2 separate regions of the Homo sapiens genome follow, and region 2 is linked to region 1. A link is an interaction called in ENCODE POLR2A ChIA-PET data of the cell type or tissue named here. Cell type or tissue: PC-3. All regions are shown on one strand.

Region 1 (8,000 bases):
GACTGACTGGTAAGGCGGGACCTGCGGGTGCTGGGAGCTCGGCCCTGCTGGGTGATGGGCTTGAAATTGGTAAGATGAAGTAGTCACCTTCAGGCCTCTTGGTTTTCCAGGGGTCTTCGGTGTTCCTGGGAGGGTCTGGCTGTGCTGGACTCTCTCTTGCTGACCCTCCTGCCTCAGCTCCAAGAAGCCTGGCAGCAGAGAACCCCCTCCCCTGTGCCAGGAGGATGACAAAAATGTTCCTGTGTTCCAGGGTAATGCCAGGTGGGTTTTGAGAGCTGGGTCGGTACTGCAGACATCTCTTCTCCGTTGTCGGGTGCCGTCTCTGCTCCTTGTGGTTATTGCTCAGCCCTGGCATCCCCAGGGGAATGGCAGCAGTGAGGTAGATGGGAGGACATTTCTGGTCAGGGAACTGGCATCCCATTCAGCATCTCAGGACTCACAGGCCAACATGTGTTCCATGGCTGGGAATTGCCTACCACCCACATCAGCTTCTGTTTACCTTTTTGGCATCAAATAATGAACAGTGTTTGGAAATCTTTCTACAGGCAATTACCTCCCCAAGAGAAGCCTTCCTTATTTTGGAGTAAGGTCCTAAGATAGCTGGATGAATCAGGAAAACCATGTCCCCTCTAGGTATTATTAATATAAGCAGGAAGGGATCTACTATAGGAATGAAGTATTTATAAACCACTGAAAGGGATAGAGAAGTGAACATTGGAGAAAGCCAGTAGCAACTGTGAGAAATCAGCAACTTGCAGGAGGCACAGAAAACTCCTGCTGATGGTCTCAGCTTCCAGCAGCACAAAAGCAGATGATGTACTGGAAAATGCTCAGAAGATGCTACAAAACCTCATGCCTACTGTCTGCCACTGCTGGAGAAGGAATCATGGTTTCTAGAAGTGCCTCTCATTAGTGGACTTTAAAGCAAATCCTGGCTGGCAGGAAATTCTGAGGAATATAGCTCTTAGGCTTCCAGCCTCTACCATGCAGGAGAGAACACAGAAGGACTGATGTATGTTGGTGGATCCATGTATGTGTCCAGCACAGCGGCCTGCTGGACTCTGAGAACTGGGAAAGATCAGAGCAAGCCTTGCCTCTTATCTTCGGGAAACCAGAATATGTTTGGGGTGGTAGGAGCCACACAGACTCTTCTGAGCCCCCTCACTCACTTCCTTCCCCCTGTGCCTTTCCTTTGAGAGTGAAGGTGGGTGGAGTTGACCAGAGAAAGGGGAGAGAATTCGGGAAAGACCCAAAGTGTTTGTAATTCTTCTTTGTCCTTTTACCTACAGAAATGGTCACATGGTTCTATTTAAATAGCCTAATAAACACATCTGGAGCCTGTCTTGACTGTGGTCCTCTCCTTTGAGCTCCTTCCTAGAGCGTGGAATCCTGATTTTGGGACTAGAACCTTAGCCTAGGGCTGAGATTCCTTCCCCCGCTCCCTACATTTTATTTTGAAGGATTTCAGACCTACAGAAAAGATAAAAGAATAGTTCATTGGAAGCCATATATCCTTTGTCTACTATGTAACTATAAAGTCTGGAAATAGGCAAATATTCATAATGCCATCAAGAACATCTTCAATCTATTGAAAAATATGATAGGCCAGATGGGGTGGTGCATGCCTATAATCCCAGCACTTGGGGAGGCCAAGACGGGAGAATCACTTGAGCCCAAGGGTTTGAGGCCAACCTGGGCAACATAGCAAGACTCTGCTTCCAAAAAAAAAAAAAAAAAAGTTTCCATACTTTGTGGTTACCCTATAGATTCATCAATTGTTAATTTTTGGCCACATTTACTTCATCTTTAGATAAATATGTCTGTATAATTTTTTTTCTGAATAATTTAAAAGTTGTAGACATCAGGCCAGGTGCAGTGACTCACACCTATAATCCCAGCACTTTGGGAGGCCGAGGCAGGTGGATCACTTAAGGTCAAGAGTTCAAGACCTGCCTGGCCAACATGGCAACACCCCTTCTCTACAAAAAAGAAAAAAAAATACAAAAATTAGCCAGGCGTGGTGGCACGCACCTGTAGTCCCAGCTACTCGAGAGGCTGAGGCAGGAGAATCGCTTGAACCTGGGAGGTGAAGGTTGCAGTGAGCTGAGATTGTGCCACTGCACTCCAGCCTGCGACAGCGAGACACCGTCTCAAAATAAATAAATAAATTCATTAGCTACATACAATCATTGTAGATAATTTTAACCTTTCTCCATTAAAAAAGAGCTTTCCATTTTTTAAAGGGCTGATACTTTTTTTTTTTTTTTTTTTGAGACAGGGCTTCACTGTGTCGCCAAAGCTGGAATGCCATGGCATGACCACAGCTCACTGCAGTTGTGACCTTTCAGGTTCCAGTGATCCTCCCACCTCAGCCTCCCAAGTAGCTGAGACTACAGGTGTGCACCACCATGCCTGGCTAATTGTTTTTTTGTAGAGATAGGGTCTCCCTATATTTCCCAGGCTGGTCTCAAACTCCTGGGCTCAAGTGATCCTCCCACCTCGGCCTCCCAAAGTACTGGGATGCAGATGTGAGCCATTGTGCCTGGTGAAGGGGTGATACTCTTAACCTGGAAGTTGTATGTTATATGTGTGAGACAGAGGGAGTGGGGAGGGGCATTTTCCTGGGAAGAGGCTCCATAAGTTTCATACCTTATGTCATAGGGTACCATGATGCCAGAAGTAATCTAGTACCACTGCCAAATGAGGCATGCTAAGCTCAGCCTCTAGCTGAGTGACTAAGAATGGGGCCTCCCCACCTCTCAGGTAAGCACGTGCGTTTCCCATGTGCCCAGTGGGTGTGAATATCAGTCCTTCCTTGACCCTGTGGTAATATGGTAAGTGTTACTACCTCTCCTTTATTCATGAAATATTAAGCAAGCACAAATGGTGTGCCAGGGACTGCACTGGGCAGCAGGGAGGAACAAGACCTGTCTTGGCCCTCGAGGCACTCACTGCCATGTTGATAGATGTGTAAAGAGATTAATTCCAGGCTTGTCAGTCAAGGTGTGCAGGCAGGTCGTTGGAGCCAGGGGCACGTTTGGTTCAGAGGGACTAGGAGCAGGACAGGGGATACCCTTTTCTTACCACCTCCATTGCCCCTGCTGCCCTGGAAAGCCTGGCCCTGGGGCAGCCTGTGGGGTCACCCGTGCTGCTCGGGGAGCTGTTTCCTGAGACTTCCCCTGATCTTGACATTCAAGAAGCGAGCACGGGGCCGAGGCAGGTGCGCCATCAGATAACCTGGGACCACTCAGGTTTCTCCCAGCTGCCAGGGCTCGTGCCACTTGAGACATCCGGGCGCTCCCTGCCAGGACACCTCATAAGGCCCGTGCAGAGGAGCTGGGTAGGAGCCAGGGCCAAGTCGGGGTGGCACAGATCACCTTCTGTGACTCAGTCTGGTCTTTCCTTCACCAGATGAATCAGAAGCTCCCGGAGGTGGAGCCCCAGAATCTAGTTTTTCAATGCTCATACATGGCCCTAATGATCATTCCCTTTTGGGAACCTCTGATTACAATCATTTCTTGCCTTCCATGCCAGGAGGCTGGGGGCAGGAGGAAAGGGAGACATGGCTATTTCCAGTGTCCTGTGACAAAGTGGGAAGGGGGGCCTTCATTTCACATCCCAGCCCTTCCATGACTCATCCATCAGGGGGCTTCTCCTCCTCCATAGTGGGACCTGGCTTGTCATCTTTTCACCTGCTCTACATGGATGCAAGTAAAAGGGGTGAACAACCCCCTTTGGTGATGAAGTTGGGGACATATAGTACATGTGGGTATGTGGTTACAGCTTGAAGCACCAAACCCTCTGTGTGCAGGCAGAGCACTGATCATTTGAAAGCCCTCCAACTGAGCCACCCCTCCCTGCTGCCGAATTGTGTGAGGTCAACAGGACAGCTCTTTTCATTTCCATCTTACAGATAGGGACATTCATGGAGGCCCTCTAACTCGACTCAAGTCCTATAAGCAGTAAGCAGAAGGCCCGGTATAACACTTCTGGGCATCCAGAACTTTGTGTCCCATCGTTGTTTTCTCCTTGCTGTAGGTCCAGGTCAAGTGGTCTTCCTCTTAAATTAGGCAAAGTCCAGACCTCTCAAATTTAGGGACAGGGAGGGTGAGGGTCTCACTGTGTCCCCCAGGCTGGAGTACAATGTTACAATCACAACTCACCGCAGCCTCAAACTCCTAGGCTCAAGTGATCCTCCCACATCAGCTCGCCAGCCCCTTGTAGCTGGCATCATGCCTGTGAGACCGCTCACTTCTCCTCTCACATCCTTCTGCAAAGAAAAGAACTTTAAATAATAGAATGAAATCACTTGTGTGGTAGATTGTATCATGTCCAAAATGTTTGCTACCCCTCCTTGGCATGAGCCTCACCTGAGGGCCTGGGGAGGATTATATACCCCTACCTTGTTGAACCTGGAAGGGCCACGAAACTTGCCTGGCACTGGTTGTAAGAGCCGGTGGGTGGTCCATCAGCTCTCTGTTGCAGTGACCTGCAATGTTCACATGGAGACTGTTTTGTCAGCCTAGGTCCCAGGGTGAAGAGGATGGTCAGAGCAGCCAGCCACAATAGACATGAAGAGTAGAGAGAAATTAACCCCTGCCATTGTAGACCAGTAGACTTTCCAGTTGTTGCTGCACCATATTTGAGACTAAACTGTCTGATTCAGTTTGTAATCCCACCATTCAAAGATTAGCCATTGTTAAGATTGTGGTGTGTATCTTAGCAGAAATTCTGATATGCAAATTAATGTATTTAGATACACAATCTTACAAAAATGGGATAATACACATCTTGCTTTGAAGCTTTATTGTCTTATCTAATATGTACTAAGTGTCTTTCCATGGTAAATTTATATCTAGATCCAATTTTTCAGTGTTGGGATCACAGTATGGCTCCATAGTGTACTAATGCATGGTTATGCCAAAAAATGTTGTTTTCCCAGTTTCTTTTCTTTTCTCTTTCTTTCCTTCTTTCTTTCTTTTCTTTTCTTTCTTTTTTTTTTTTCATCTCTGTCACCCAGGTTAGAGTGGAGTGCAGTGGCACAGTCATGGCTCACTGCAGCCTCAACCTCCTGGACTCAAGCAATCTTCCCACCTTAGCCTCCTAAGTAGCTGGAACCACCACACCTGGCTAATTTTTAAAATTTTTGTAGACAGGGTTTTGCCATGTAACTCACGTTGCTTTTGAACTCCTGAGCTCAAGCAGTCCTCCCCCGTTGGCCTCCCAAAGTGCTGGGATTACTGGGGTTACAGGTGTGAGCCACCGCCCTCAGCCTCCAGTTCCTTTTTTTTTTCTTTTTTTGAGACAGAGTCTTGCTCCCTTGCCCAGGCTGGAGTGCAGTGGCGCAATCTTGGCTCACTACAACCTCTGCCCCCCAGGTTCAAACAATTCAACATCAACCTCCCAGGCTCAAGTGATCCTCCTGCCTCAGTTCTCCACCCCTTTGTAGCTGATACTACAGATACACACCAGCGTGCCCAGCTAATTTTTAAATATTTTTACAGAGATGCAGTCTCACTATGTTGCCCAGGCTGGTCTTTTTTTTTTTTTTTTGAGATGGAATCTTACTGTATCACCCAGGCTGGAGTGCAATGGCGTAATCTTGCCTCACTGCAACCTCTGCTGCCCAGGTTCAACTGATTCTCCTGCCTCAGCCTCCCGGTGTAGCTGGGATTACAGGTGCCTGCCACTGCGCCCAGCTAATTTTTGTATCTTTAGTAGAGATGAGGTTTCACTATCTTGGCCAGGCTGGTCTTGAACTCCTGACCTCGTGATCCATCTTCAGCTTCCCAAAGTGGTGGGATTACAGGTGTGAGCCACCGCGCCTAGCCACCCTGGCTGGTCTTGAACTCCTGGCTTCAAGTGATCCTCCCGCATCAATCTCCCAAAGTGTTGGGATCACAGGCGTGAGCCACTGCACCCCCCTTAATTTTTAATAAATATAAATTCTGTGATGAACATGTTACGTAAATATTTTTATGCAATGGTTTGATCATTTTCTTAGGTTTAGGTTAAATCTCAAGAAGTGGAATTGCTAACTCTAAGGATTTGCACATCCTTTGTTTGGATACACAATGCCAGACTACCCTCCAGGAAGGCTGCCCAATTCACACCACTTTTGCCAGCCTGCTAGTGCTCTTTTCTCAACCTCATCAATGGCAAGCATGATCAATTTTTCCAGATGATTCCAACTTGAAGAGCATTCCTTTTTTATTTTTTTTTTGAGACGGAGTCTCGCTCTGTCACCCAGGCTGGAATGTAGTGGCTTGATCTTGGCTCACTGCAACCTCCGCCTCCCAGGTTCAAGCGATTGTCTTGCCTCAGCCTCCAGAGTAGGTGGGACTACAAGTGCACACCCCCACACCTGGCTCATTTTTTGTATTTTTAGTAGAGATGGGGTTTCGCCATGTTGGCCAGGCTGGTCTCAATCTCTTGACCTCGTGATCCGCCCACCTTGGTCTCCCAAAGTGCTGGGATTACAGGCGTGAGCCACCACACCCGGCCTAAAGAGCATTCTTGATCCTAGCTTTATCATCAGTACTGCCTTGGCAACTGTTTCATCCATCTGATTGATCACTGCCAAGTCAGAAAGCAAAGGGGATACAACCTCTGGGACCACCTAGGTAGAAGACTGAGCTGGAATTCAGTCTGATTTCCATGTCTTGTACATTACCTCTGAGTTTCTCTTACTCAGCCGACCCCCTCCTGGGAGAATCCTAGGTCTCCCTTTTATCTTTCTCTCCCTGCTGTCCCTTCTCCCTGAGGGGATTTTTAAGGCCAATTTTAAAATTATTATTATGAAACAAATAACAAAATAGAAACATTGGACAGAATTCTAAATGAAAAAGAAAAAAGGATCACCCATAATCAGTGGTCCCAACAAAATACATTTTTTTATTTGCCTTATTTGCTTGTGTTCCCTTCCAGTCCTAGTCCAAATGCAAGCCATATTTTTACCCAGATGTGACCCTGGCCCAGATCTAATTTTGCATTCTGCCCCTTTCAATTCTCTTGTCATAAGCAGTTTTCCACATTGCTACATGGTCATCATCTTATTCTAATTGTTGCACAACGTTCCAATGAGTGAATAATTTAATCATCATTACCCTAATGTAAGTCACTTACATGGTTGCTCAATTTTCCTATAATAAATACTGCTGTAGTGCCTGCTTTTGTGGATATGGCTTCTTCCTTCATTTGAATTATTTCCTCAGGTCAATTCTCAAGAGTGAGATAGGTCAAAAGGTATGAAGGCTTTAATGATTCTTGGCATGAGAACCGGAACATTGTTTTCCAAAGGGTTTTTCTTTCTTTCTTTTTTTTTATTTTCCTGCTCAAAAGTTAATACATGCTATCTTTCAACAATTTAGAAGAAAGCAAAAATTCTACTACCCAGAAATTACCACTACTAACATTTGGCCAACCATTCCTCCAGGCATCTCTGGATATACACATCTATCTATATGTATAATCTGCATAGATATACATATAGATGTAGACATAAAAATAATTTTTCACAAAAGAGATCACATCCCCATGCCAGTTTTGCAACCTGCTTTTTTACTCAACAACATGTCCTGGGTTTTTCTAATTGGTTCTGCCACCACCAGTGCCTAGGTGGTAGCAAAATGTAGTACAGCAGTAGCTGTAAGCCACACACTGTACCAAGAATTTTATGTACATTAGCTAATTTAAGCTCTGCAATAACCAAATGAGATAAGTTCTATTATCATCATGCCCATTTTACAAATGAGGAAACAGGCTCAGAGAAATTGCACAGGGTCACAGAGCTAGGGAGTGGTGGGGCTAGCACTCCAAAACAGATGTTTATACAAGTAATACACGAACACATGTCTATTGTAAAAGATAAAAATAATAAATGCAAGCAAGAGCATAGCATAGAAACTAAAGTGTGGGCCGGGCGCAGTGGCTCATGCCTGTAATCCCAGCACTTCGGGAGGCCGAGGCGGGCGGATCACGAGGTCAGGAGATCGAGACCA
Region 2 (8,000 bases), 180 kb after region 1:
CCTGACCTCAGGTGATCCGTTCATCTTAGCCTCCCAAAGTGCTGGGATTACAGGTGTGAGCCATCACACCTGGCCTATTGAAGTCTACTAGCTTCCCACTGCCCATAGGAAAAATGACAAACCCCCTAAGAAGACTCAGCAGGCTTCTGCTTACCTTGCAAGTCCTCACCCCCTGCGGACTGGCCAAGTTTCAGCCAGTCTGGTCTTCTTTCTTTTCTCCACAGCACCAAGCTCAGGGTACCTCTAGGGGCCACCACATATACTATTCCCTCTGCCTGGAATGCTTGTCATCCCCCTCTTGCCTGCCTAACTCCTTTCCTTCCCTTACCTCTCGGCATTGAAGTCACTTCCTCGGCTGGGCACGGTGGCTCATGCCTGTAATCCCAGAGCTTTGGGAGGCCGAGGCAGGTGGATCACCTGAGGTTGGGAGATCGAGACCAGCCAGACCAACATGGAGAAACCCCGTCTCTACTAAAAATACAAAATTAGCCGGGCATGGTGGCACATGCCTGTAATCCCAGCTACTCTGGAGTCTGAGGCAGGAGAATCCCTTGAATCCAGGAGGCAGAGGTTGCGGTGAGCCAAGATCGCGCCATTGCACTCCCACCTGGGCAACAAGAGCGAAACTCCGTCTCAAAAAAAAAAGTCACTTCCTCCAGAAGTCCACCCTGACTGCCCAGTCTCAGTCTAAGTTAGTTTCCCTGCCATCACCTCATTACTTTCTTACAGGATCCTGTGATTTCCCATCAGAACACACATAATGATTAATAATTAAGCATTTATTCAGATCATTGTTTGCTTATTGTATGCCTCCCCCATCAGATCGTCAGCTGTATCATGGCAGGGGCCTTGTCTGAATTCATCGTGACAAATTCTACACGTAGCCCATGGCCTGGCACATAGTAGGCACTCCATAAATAGGGGTTGAATGAATACATTAATCTGGTGTGCCACACCTTGGGCTAAGGTCTTGGAGAACAAAGAGAAATAAATAGTCCATCCCCTCAGGAAGCTCACAGTCTGATTAGAGAAACATATATGTAAAGGAATGGTTATGGAACAAAAGGAAAGTGCAATGTGCTTTAGAAACCCAGGGAAGGGGACCAGGTGTGGTGGCTCACACCTGTAATCCCAGCACTTGGGGAGGCCAAGGTGGGAGGATCACATGAGGCCAGGAGTTTGAAATCAGCCTGGGCAACAGAGTGAGACCTCGTCCCTACAAAAAAATTTAAAAATTAGCTGGGCATGGTTGTTCATGCCTGTAGTTCCAGCTAGTCAGGAGGCTGAGACAGGAGGATCAAAGGAGCCCAGGAGTTTGAGGCTGCAGTGAGCTATGATTGTACCACTGCAGTCCAGCCTGGGCAACACAGTGAGGCACCATCTCTAAAATAAATAATACTAGCAATAATAATAAGAAGAAGAAAAAGAAGTAGTAGGAGAAGAAACCCAGGGCAGGGGACAGAGGATGCTGCCTGGGGAGGCCGGTGCAGTGGCACTGAGGGTGGAGATGGATCTTGTCAGGCAGAGGACACAGGGAGGCAGGGGCTGTGCATTCCAGGCCAAGGCACAGCACAGGCCCAGCAAGGAGTTGTGAGAAGGAATGGTGGGCAGCGTGGAATGGCTGCAATGGATGAGAATGGATGGAAGGTAGGACCCTGTGAGCAGGAGGTCAGGGGAGGGAGCAGGTGTGCCACTGACACTCTTTCTGCCTGCACAGGTAAAGCAAATGAAATTGAAGGACTCGCGCATCAAGCTGATGAGTGAGATCCTGAACGGCATCAAGGTGCTGAAGCTGTACGCCTGGGAGCCCAGCTTCCTGAAGCAGGTGGAGGGCATCAGGCAGGGTGAGCTCCAGCTGCTGCGCACGGCGGCCTACCTCCACACCACAACCACCTTCACCTGGATGTGCAGCCCCTTCCTGGTGAGGCTTGGCACAGGGCTGGGTCCCTGCCTCCAGGGCTCTGGGTGCCCAGGCATGGCCAGGGCTCATTGGACTCTACCCTGACACCACCTCCACGCTGCTCAGGTGACCCTGATCACCCTCTGGGTGTACGTGTACGTGGACCCAAACAATGTGCTGGACGCCGAGAAGGCCTTTGTGTCTGTGTCCTTGTTTAATATCTTAAGACTTCCCCTCAACATGCTGCCCCAGTTAATCAGCAACCTGACTCAGGTAACCCTGGGTAGGGCTGGGGGCTCTACTGGAGTTGGAACAGGTTGTTGGGGTCAGGGAAGGGTCACTTAGGGCAAGGGATAATCAGGGGGAGTTATTGGATTCAGGGAAGGTTGCTAGCATTATGAAGAGCTATTCAAGGTTGAATGAGGTCATTAAGGTCAGGGGTCATTTGGAGTCACAGGTGGTCAGGTCGGGTGTCTGGAAACCTGAGTTCTGTAGATAGCCTCCTCTTACCAACCTGGACTTTCTCTTTGGGCAGTGGGAGCCATGGAAGACTCAGTCGTGGGAGGGACCCCAGTGCTAGTGTCTGGGCCCTCAGGGGGTCCTGCCTAGCCCAGGATGCTGGGGATGGGGCGAGGGTAGGGGTTGGGGGTTGGGAAAGTACAGTCTCTAGGGCTGACTCACATCCTCCCGTAGGCCAGTGTGTCTCTGAAACGGATCCAGCAATTCCTGAGCCAAGAGGAACTTGACCCCCAGAGTGTGGAAAGAAAGACCATCTCCCCAGGTCTAGAGAGCCCCTACCTGGGCTGCCTGCCCCAGTCCTTGCTCCAGAAAAACCTCTGTTTCAAGCTTTTCCTTTGTTCTCTCCTGACCCCTTTTCTTCTTCCTCTGTTCACATCTGCTTCGACTCTGACCTCCTCCCTCTTCCGGGTTCTCTGCTCTCCTCCGCCCTCCTCCACAGGGCTCCCCACATCCCTTTCTTCCTCCCTTTTCCCAAGGATCCCCTCCCCATGGCCCAGGCTCCTCCCCTGTCCTCCTTTCCCCTGCCCCCCAGCCTCCCTGCAGGCTACCCCATCCCTTGAGCTCCCTCCCTGACCCTGCCCACCTTGGTCCTCTCAGGCTATGCCATCACCATACACAGTGGCACCTTCACCTGGGCCCAGGACCTGCCCCCCACTCTGCACAGGTACCAGCTTCTCCCACTCCCTTCCCAGCTGCCCACGGTGGGCTGGAAGTTCAGATCAATAGCAGCACCCTGCAAAGCCTTTGACCAAGAATGCAGGAAGAGCTTCAGCCTGCCAGGGGGGTGTCTGGAAGGGCGGAGGGCTTGGTTCTGCAGGTGGAGGGTTGGAGACCAAAACCCTGATCCCTGCCTCTAACTGGACTCCTGGGGTCCTTGCCCCCAGCCTAGACATCCAGGTCCCGAAAGGGGCACTGGTGGCCGTGGTGGGGCCTGTGGGCTGTGGGAAGTCCTCCCTGGTGTCTGCCCTGCTGGGAGAGATGGAGAAGCTAGAAGGCAAAGTGCACATGAAGGTGAGAGAGGCAGGGGCTCCTGGGCAGGGTGTGGGGCTCAGCCAGGCCTTGGGCAAGCCCCGAGGTAAATTTCTCCTGTGGCCAGGGCTCCGTGGCCTATGTGCCCCAGCAGGCATGGATCCAGAACTGCACTCTTCAGGAAAACGTGCTTTTCGGCAAAGCCCTGAACCCCAAGCGCTACCAGCAGACTCTGGAGGCCTGTGCCTTGCTAGCTGACCTGGAGATGCTGCCTGGTGGGGATCAGACAGAGATTGGAGAGAAGGTACAGAGTCCTCTTCCATCCCTAAGAGGCTAGGGCATAGAGCTGCCCACCTCAACCCAGCCCAGGTCCATATATTCATCCCTTCATTCACACATTGGTGTAACGTTATGCCCAACTCTGTGCCAGGCACTGGGGAAACAGATCTATTAGCAGATCTGTTTAGTGAACAAGTAGGAACTATTGAATATTCTAGGAGCCAGGCTGAAGGCCTGTGCAGGGTACAGGGAGGGCACAGCAGGGAGCCTACATAAGGAAGAGCATCACTTTTTTTTTTTCTTTCTTTCTGAGATAAGGCCTCACTCTGTTGCCCAGGATGGAGTGCCATGGTGACATCATGGGACGCTGCAGCTTGGAACTCCTGGGCTCAAGTGATCCTCTCGCCTCAGCCTCCTGAGTATCTGGGACCACAGGCACATGCCACCATACCCAGCTAAATTTTTAATTTTTTTTAGAGACAGCGTCTTGCCATGTCGCCCAGGCTGGCTCAGGAGATCCTCCCACCCTGGCCTCCCAGAGTACTGGGATTACAGGCATGAGCTGCTGCACCTGGCTGAGCATCACTTTTTTTTTTTAGACAGAGCCTTGCTCTGTCACCCAGGCTGGAGTGCAGTGGCGCAGATCATGGCTCACTGCAACCTCCACCTCCCGGGTTCAAGCAATTCTCGTGTCTCAGCCACCCGAGTAGCTGGGATTACGGGTGCGCACCACCACACTTGGCTAATTTTTGTGTTTTTAGTACAGACGGGGTTTTGCCATGTTGGCCCATCTGGTCTTGAACTCCTGGCTTCAAGTGATCCCCCCGCCTCAGCCTCTCAAAGTGCTGGGATTACAGGCATGAGCACCGTGCCTAGCCTTAAGCATCACTTTTGACCTCAGTTTTAACAACTGAGGAGGAGGAGCTCATCATGTATCTGTTCATTCATTTACCATATATTTATTAAGCACCCACTCTATTCTGGGAAATAGTATACAGTAGTGAATACTAAAATGCCGGGCTAATATCTCTACCTTCATATAGCTCACATTCTAGTGGCAGGAAGAGATAATAAGTAAGATAAATAAGTACAATATATAATATGTTAGATAAATGCTCAGTGGAAAAAATAAAGCGGGGAAGGAATACAGGAATGCCTGCAGAGTTGAATGGTTAAGGTAGCTTGGGAAATCCTCACTGAGAATCAGAGAACTCAACAAAGAGACCGAGTGAGCCTTGTCTGGAGCCAGAAAGCTCTGTCTGGGGCCATGGAACCCTGTATGGGGTCTTGGAGTTCTCTGGCATGACTAGGAGTTGGGAAATGGAGGGAAAAGATAGAGAGAGGCAGAACCCTGATTACCTTGGTTAAGATTTTGGCCTTTACTCTAAAAAACATGGAACACTGGGGAAAATTTGGGGCTTTGCTTTTTAACAATTTTTAACTGTGGTAAAAACCACACATAACATAAAATATATCATCTTGCCCGGCATGGTGGCTCCCAGCACTCTGGGAGGCTGAGGCAGGTGTATCATTTGAGGTAAGGAGTTCAAGGCCAGCCTTGCTAACATGATAAAACCCCATCTCTACTAGAAATACAAACAAATTAGCCGAGTGTGATGGCGTGTGCCTGTAGTCCCAGCTACTCAGGAGGCTGAGGCAGGAGCATTGCGTAAGCCCAGGAGGCGGAGGTTGCAATGAACTGAGATTGATTGTATCACTGCATTCCAGCCTGGGCGACAGAGCAAGACTCTGTCTTAAAAAAAAAAAAAAGAAAAAAAAACTTAATCATTTCTTAGTGTACAGTTCAGCAATGTTAAGTACATTTACATTGCTGTGCAACCGATCTCCAGAACCTTTTCATCTTGCAAAACTAAAATTGTGCCTATTAAGCAACTCCTCATTCCCCACTGCCCCTAGGCCCCAGTAACCACCATTCTATTTTCTGTTCCTAGGAATTTGACTACTTAGTATCTTAGTCCATTTTCTATTGCTTATAAGAGAATGCCTGAAACTAGGTAATTTATAAAGAAAAGAAATGTATTTTGTACAGTTACGGAGGCTGAAGAGTCCACGGTCCAGGGGCTGCATCTGGAGAGGGCCTCCTTGTTGGCGGGGAGTCTGCAGAGTCCCAAGGCCATACAGGGCATCCCATGGCAAGGGGACCGAGCATGCTAGCTCAGGTCTCTCTTCCTTCCTTCCTTTTTTTTTTTTTTTTTTTTTTTTTTTTTTGAGACAAGGCTTCACTCTGTTGCCCAGACTGTAGATTGGAGTACAGCGGCGTGATCTTGGCTCACTGCAACCTCCGCCTCCCAGGTTCAAACGATTCTCCTTCCTCAGCCTCCCGAATAGCTGGGATTACAGGCGCACGCAACTACAGCCCGACTAATTTTTGTATTTTTAGTAGAGATGGGTTTCACCATATTGGCCATGCTGGTCTTGAACTCCTGACTTCAAATGATCCACCCACCTCGACCTCCCAAATTGCTGGGATTACAGGCATGAGCCACCACGCGCGACCTCAGGTTTCTCTTTCTTTCTTATAAAGCCACCGGTCCCACTCCCCCAGTAACCCATTCACGCATCAACCTATTAATCCATAAATGGATCAACCATTCATGAGGGCTCTGTTTTCATGACCTAATCACCTGGTAAATGCCACCCCTCAATCCTGCCACACTGGGGGGTAAGTTTCAACATGCACTTTGGAAGGAACAAATATTTCAACCATATCACCTAGGTACCTCACGTAAGTGGAATCATCCAGCATTTGTCTTTTCGTGACGGGCTTATTTCACTTAGCATAATGTCCTCAAGGCATATCCATGTTGTAGCATGTGTCAGAATTTCCCTCCTTGTAAGGCTGAATGATATTTCATTATAGGTATATACACATTTGTGTGCCCATTTATCCGTAGATGGGTTGGGCAGGACACCAAGCTGGGCAGGGTGGTGACCAATGGAGCAGAATGGCCTCACCTGCCCCAGGAGGACTTACCCTTTACCTCTGTCCCTCACAGCATTGCAGGGACAGACTAGGCCCCATGTGAAATATAGATTCAGAAGACTGCTGTTCTGGTCAGGCACAGTGGCTCACACCTGTAATCCCAGCACTTTACTTTGGGAGGCTGACGTGGGCCAATTGCTTGAGCTCAGGAGTTGGAGACCAGGCTGGGCAACATATGGAGATTCTGTCTCTATAAAAAATAAAACATTTTAGTCAGTAGCCAGGCATGGTGGTCCTGCAATCAATCCTAGCTACTCGGGAGGCTGAGGCATGAGAATTGCTCAAACGCGAGAGGCAGAGGTTGCAGTGAGCCAAGATCGCACCACTGCACTCCAGCCTGGGTGAGTGAGACCCCATCTCAGGAAAAAAAAAAAAAAATCTGCCATCCCAAATAACAGTGGACAGGCCGTTGTCTCCCTGTGCCTGTCTGACCCCATTTTTCCCACCCCCCGCCTCCCTCCAGGGCATTAACCTGTCTGGGGGCCAGCGGCAGCGGGTCAGTCTGGCTCGAGCTGTTTACAGTGATGCCGATATTTTCTTGCTGGATGACCCACTGTCCGCGGTGGACTCTCATGTGGCCAAGCACATCTTTGACCACGTCATCGGGCCAGAAGGCGTGCTGGCAGGCAAGGTGAGGCCTGCCAGAGGCTAAGGGGGCTAAGGTGAGATCTGAGGCCCGAAGAGAGAGCTGGTGAGAGGCTGAGGGGTTTGGATGAGACTTGGAGGTGTGGGGGGCGCAAGAAGTGGGCATGTGGGTTGGGCATCAGGAGAAACCTGTGGGGACAACTCCCCCACCTGCGAGGTTCTGAGCAGGCTGTGGCGAGCACAGGGTGAGTCACCCATGTGCCTGTCCAAGCTCCCTGGCACATGGGCACACTTCACACTCACTCTGTGGCTCCGTGCCTGTGCCAGGGGTGTGCTGGAGGGTGGTAGGGGTGAGAGCCTGCTGCCTTCTCCCCAGACGCGAGTGCTGGTGACGCACGGCATTAGCTTCCTGCCCCAGACAGACTTCATCATTGTGCTAGCTGATGGACAGGTGTCTGAGATGGGCCCGTACCCAGCCCTGCTGCAGCGCAACGGCTCCTTTGCCAACTTTCTCTGCAACTATGCCCCCGATGAGGACCAAGGGCACCTGGAGGACAGCTGGACCGGTATCTGCCATCCTGGGCCCTCTGATTCCCATGCCTTCCCAGCATTCCCCCTGTCTGGGGTCTCTGAGTGTGTCTAGACTGGCCTAGTGTTGTGCCAGGCAGGTTCTGGGAAACTTGGGCCATCTGTGTGACAGTCACCAGAGGTAAAGTAAACTGGACATAGTCGGGTCCCACTGCC

What was found. Peaks named below come from ENCODE experiments on the same cell type or tissue, not always from the same donor. Only the 100,000 strongest peaks of a DNase experiment are listed, where the experiment ranks them.
Region 2: POLR2A ChIA-PET joins it to region 1 with 15 read pairs; 6 of 35 experiments call an interaction of 5 or more read pairs at or near these places.

What each region holds. Positions count from the first base shown.
Region 1 is chr17:50,484,634-50,492,633 of GRCh38, forward strand. RSAD1 (radical S-adenosyl methionine domain containing 1) reads left to right here. Exons shown (of 9, transcript NM_018346.3): 9 at 111-1,341. The coding sequence ends at 228. Among named protein-coding and RNA genes, the nearest start is that of RSAD1, 9.8 kb to the left of the region's middle. In PC-3, no CTCF peak of the experiment used is centred here; a DNase peak (open chromatin) is centred at 3,368.
Region 2 is chr17:50,665,837-50,673,836 of GRCh38, forward strand. It overlaps ABCC3 (ATP binding cassette subfamily C member 3), which reads left to right. Exons shown (of 31, transcript NM_003786.4): 12 at 1,718-1,921; 13 at 2,027-2,173; 14 at 2,594-2,681; 15 at 3,017-3,083; 16 at 3,304-3,430; 17 at 3,516-3,692; 18 at 7,135-7,302; 19 at 7,633-7,822. Among named protein-coding and RNA genes, the nearest start is that of ABCC3, 35 kb to the left of the region's middle. In PC-3, no CTCF peak of the experiment used is centred here; no DNase peak of the experiment used is centred here.